2 separate regions of the Mus musculus genome follow, and region 1 is linked to region 2. Evidence: chromatin loops called from intact Hi-C (ENCODE). Cell type or tissue: heart. All regions are shown on one strand.

The links. Hi-C counts contacts between places; a loop is a spot of excess contacts. Peaks named below come from ENCODE experiments on the same cell type or tissue, not always from the same donor. Only the 100,000 strongest peaks of a DNase experiment are listed, where the experiment ranks them.
Region 1: a loop joins it to region 2, with 4 times the contacts of the local background. A loop is called at or near these places in 9 of 42 quality-filtered maps.

The regions. Positions count from the first base shown.
Region 1 is chr10:42,069,644-42,072,143 of GRCm38, forward strand. It overlaps Gm40630 (a long non-coding RNA gene), which reads right to left. Exons shown (of 5, transcript XR_871601.1): 3 at 1-2,500. Gm51798 (a long non-coding RNA gene) reads left to right here. Exons shown (of 3, transcript XR_003948997.1): 2 at 1,075-1,218. Among named protein-coding and RNA genes, the nearest start is that of Gm40630, 11 kb to the right of the region's middle. In heart, a CTCF peak has its summit at 1,169 (motif pointing right); no DNase peak of the experiment used is centred here; H3K27ac peaks cover 378 bases.
Region 2 is chr10:42,290,081-42,292,580 of GRCm38, forward strand. No RefSeq gene overlaps it. Among named protein-coding and RNA genes, the nearest start is that of Foxo3, 15 kb to the left of the region's middle. In heart, a CTCF peak has its summit at 1,497 (motif pointing left); no DNase peak of the experiment used is centred here; H3K27me3 peaks cover 47 bases.

The sequences.
Region 1 (2,500 bases), 220 kb before region 2:
ATGGCTCTGGGACGACCCTGGGATGCAGGGATGGCTGTAGGGATGAGTCTGGCCTGCTCTATGAGCTGCCATGCTGGCCACAGCCTCTAAATCTTTTGGCTTGGTAGAAGAGAACCATGATCTTCCCTTAATTTTCCCATCGCACATAATATGCACATTTACACACGACTTCAGGTACCCACATCATACACACTCAAAACCACGAAGAAACACTAGAACCACTCCCTCATCCAAACACCTGGATTCCTCCCTTCTCTGCAACAAGAGCAGGCTGTTTAACCATTCAGTGTTGAGTAGATAGTGTGGAGTCAGATCTGATTACATAACGGCAGACTGTGGAATGGTGGGGTGTGATGCCCACAAACACACTGCTCTTAGATAACAAAGGGCAGTGGTATAATCCACACTGGGACCGCCGTAACACAGTAGCCCACGCTCACATTCTGTGACTTTTCTTTCTCACTTTGGGAGCAGAGCTAACCTCATCCAACAGTCTAGCTCCGAGTTCAAGGGCTCTACTGTATGTAAAGCTCTTCTCTACGTTGAGAGACAACCCTTCTTTTTCCCATGCCCATTCTCCAAGGCCCTCACACCCTACTACTCTACTGTCGTGGAGTCGGTAGTTGTCTGATCCTTATTTCTCCTGCTACTTTTTTGGGATGGTGCCGCAAGATGCTGTTTGTCTTTGATTCATCACAGGGACTCATTCCTACAAGCAGCCACACAGTCCAGGCGCTGTGCTGGATCAGGGTCCTCCGCGGACCCTCACAGCCGACAGCAGTGGACAGCTGCTCCATTATGTGCAATTGGCTGTTTGTGTTTTCAGTCCTAGGGATTCAATTCAAGGTTTTGAGGATCCAGACAAGTGCCCTACCCACCGAGCTGTACCCCAGGCCAGAAGCTTGGGAGCACCCACCTCATTCTATTGAATTTGGATGATGAGTTCAGAGGTGTAGACAGCTCTTAGCTTTAAAAAATGGCATGCCTGTGGGAAAACTTCTTTTGCAAATCAGGAAGAAAATGCCTCTTTGTATGAATCACTTTTTTTTTTTTTTGGTTTTGTTTTGTTTTTAGTGTGTTGGCAGAAAGAGCAACTAGCAAACCATTCCTGGAAGGCCTTCTGCGTCCCTTAGAATCCACACGTGGACATCCCTGGAACCTGGCCCGTAGGTGGCAGTCTCCCTTCATCCTGGTTCCTGGATCACAGCCCTCAGGACTGTAGGTGACACTTGTATCTTTAGTGTCTCCTAATGTTAACCGTTTCCTCTCCTCGGTGGTCTGCTCATGGGTGGGGGCGGGGCACACAGACACTAAGTAGAACTGAAGAAAGAAACGTGACCTGGAACAGTTCAGAGCCAGAAGCTGGGGTGGCACCTGCTCCCCACAAGCTGCCCTAGGATCCTCTTGCAGAATGGATAAGTAGCAGACAGTTGCTCATGATAAGCAAAATGAGGTAGATAAAGCTGCTGAGAATCAACCTGTTTGCAAAAAGTCGTTCATGTTGGTGTAAGCCTTTGTCCCTGTCTGGTCTCCCCTCCCTTCCTTGCCAACACATCCCCACAGAGTTTGCAGTGGGCCTCCCTCTCCTAAATAAGGCCCTGCCCTCACCCGCCCCCACAGACCTCCTCAACAAGATTCAGAGAGACCCAGCAGAGGTGAAGACTGCAACATATTCATGGGTACACATGAATGAACCCTCCTCCTGCTGCTGCCGTTCTTGATGGGATGGCCAAAGGAAACTGAGATAAAGAAAAGGCAACCAGCCTCTGCATTTCCTCCAGCCTAAAGGCTGGCACTGGGAAGGGAGGGGGGGTGCCAACCTCCTGGCCCTTTGGGGCAAACCTGCCAGTGGGTCTCTAAGCCACCAGCATGGTATGTCTGGCCCCAGCTGTTAGTGGAGCCAAAGGGAGATTAAATCATTAGCATCAAAATGCCTGAGATGCCCACACAATGCTTCCTCAGTGTTTATAAAAACTGACTCAGCATAAAAGGAACCAGTGCTGGGCGGATCTCAGGTCTTCCATCTGAGTTAGAAAGCAGAACGCTTTCAGAATCCTACCGGCACCCAGAAAGGATGCTGGCAGAGGGAAAGATGCCCTGGTCTGTTTTAATGTGCTTTTTTGGTCCACAAGTAAGGCCTCAGTTAGATCTTAGGTCCGATTCCCCAGCCTCAGAGTATCACCCAGGCTCTGGGACAAAGCAGATGCGCACTGTGCAGATATCTCAGAAAGCATCCTGGAATCACGGGTAGCCAGTGACCAGCCTGCTGCAAATGTATTTCCCTCCAAAGAAAGAACCCTGAAGGAGTGAGGAAGAGGAAGACAGAGACCAAAGGAAAGCAAATCCTCCGGGGCTCCACCCCACCCCCCCCTCTCCCCGCCCCTCCCCCCTCCCCCAGCCTAAGGAATTCTGGTGAGAACCGGTTTCAAGCAGCTGTCTCCTAAAATGGTCCTCAGACATGGATGGGGTTCTTGGGGACTCTCTTACTTCCTGGTCTGTT
Region 2 (2,500 bases):
CAGCCATTATCAATCTCCTAGCTGCTCACTGGCTCTTCATGCTTTAGCTGTTTCTGGTCAGTAACTTGAGGTCTCCTTGCTAAGAGCCATGGTTGCTATTGTCCTGCAGACTGGAAGCTCCGTGCAGCCAGCGAGGGACAGTGTGTGATTGTCTTTGTATGGCACACACAGCAGATGCCAAGTAGCCATGAGAAGGGTGGGGAGAAAGGAGGGATGCTGACCACTGAGCTCTTCCACCCTGTGATGTCTCTGGGCAAAGAAACTGTCCACTGTTAAGCCACCCTGAGATGCCACTCAGGTGGCATCAGGCCCTGTCCTGAGATGCCACCAAAAGCAATCTATGACCTTTTATACAGTCAGCACCTCACGATGGGAGCCATAGAAAGTGGCATTACTTACATGAGCCCCTTGCCAGTGCCTGATGCAGTCATGGCCACCACGATATACGATGCGGAGTATGTCTCCCTGCAAAGAGCGGAGAAAATGTTACAATTGAGTTAGCAGAATTCAGTGTGCCTTCTGCTTTTTAAAAATTCTTGGCTACAAGACAGCCTGCCTTCTGTCCAGCCAGCACTCCTGTGAGCTAACCTGTTTGTATTCCTTTCCCATAGTGAGCTGGGGGTGCACTCTGGGAAGACCTCGTCTTCTTTACCAGGGTCCAGCTCTGGGTTCTGCTAGAGATCCTGATGTCCAGTGGGATTTCTTGCACATCTGTGCTGTCCGTGATTGGTCCTCCTGCAGCCCAAGCCCCGCCTACAGCCTATGCCTCTGGCCCCAGGGAAGCCTTAGACAGACAGCCTCTCCTGGGGTCAAGGGACACAGACTCTGGGCACTGACTGGACTGGGTAGTCAGAGTGGGATGCTGTTTTGTTCCTTCTAAGTTATACAGGGTAAGAGGGCAGAATTCTAGGTGGAGGAGTCACGTATGTTTTCTGTCATGCTGAAGTGACTCTAACATAGCTCTGTTATATGGTTAACTCTGAAATGTACCCCCAAGCTCATGATTTGAGTATCTGCCCCCCCCCCCAGCCAGGGGGATTGTGAGGCCTAGCTGGCAGAAGTGGGTCACTAGGGGTGAGCCTTTGAAAATTAGAGTTCAACTATGGGCTCTGGTCTCAACCTCTATGGCCTGGTCTGCTTAGGAGAATAGTGGCCTTTGACACCATTCCTCAGGACTTCCTGGCCTACCCAGCCACAGTGGGCTTGAAAATGAGGCTGTCAACTAAACACTTCTTTTGGCCAGGTATAGGTCTGCAGAGGTAACCAATAGAAATTCCTCCTTTGGCTTCTTCTGCCTGCAGGCTTGGGTTTCTCAGGTACCTGGGAGCCAGGGTTCTGAAGGTGGCTGGGGCTTTGAGCGCTCGCTGGCATCCTGCTGCCCTCACTAGGCTGGCAAGACCTAGAGGTCTGACTACAGGTGAGCTTCCTTCTGGGTTTAGGGGTTGCAGGGGTGGAGCTGTCCAACCCAGAGGATCTATCGCCCTCTTCTGGCCTCCTCAAGCACTGCATGCATGTGGTATACATACATACACTCAGGCAAAGCACCCGCACACATTTTTTAAAAACAAAACAAACAAACAAACAAAACAATAAGTAAGTAAACAAAGTCAAACCAGAAAAGATTTAAGTCCAAAGATAGGGGATGGGCTCATCTCTCAGTTTTGCCCAGCCTGGCGACTCAAAGCAGTTGCTGGTCTGTCTCACTGAACCCACTATCCCCGCCCCCACCCCAGTTACTGAGCTTCCAGAGACAACTATGGGGAGGAAAAGTTTCAAAAACAAACAAAAAACAAACAAACCAACAAACAAAAAAACACACAAAAAAGTTTCAAGGCCAAGACATCACTACCTTACTATAAGGATAACAGTTGCCTCCTGTGGTGCTATTGCCAAGCAGCAGTGGGAGGTTGTGAGAGGGTGGGGGATGAAAAGGAGGAGATCCGAGAGGGTGGGAACCAGGAGGAGACCTGTTGTGATGGTAGACTTCATTTTTTTTTAAAGAATTATTTACTTATTTTATGTATACGAATACACTGTAGCTATCTTCAGACACACCAGAAGAGGGCATTAGGATCCCATTACAGATGGTTGTGAGCCACCATGTGTGGTTGCTGGGAATTGAACTCAGGGCCTCTGGAAGAGCAGCCAGTGCTCTTAACCGCTGAGCCATCTCTTCAGCCTGCTTAAGGATAGACTTCTTAAGGATTCGGTTAAGTCCGCTCTCTCCGTCTGGGTTTAGGGCAGCCATCACAAAAGGTCTGCCGCTGTCCTCCAACATCAGCTGAGACGAAAAACATCTCGTTCACCCATGAAGGCATTTAAGATGCCATTGGTTCCGTTTATAGCTATGATTATGGGTTGTTTCCTTCTCTCAGTGGATACAAAGTAAAATGGCAATGTTGTTGGCGTACTGGGCACCCTTTAACACCAAAACGGACCCTCATATGTAAAAGACTTGGAAATTTTTCCCAAAGGACAGTTTCTCTATCTGACTGTCAAG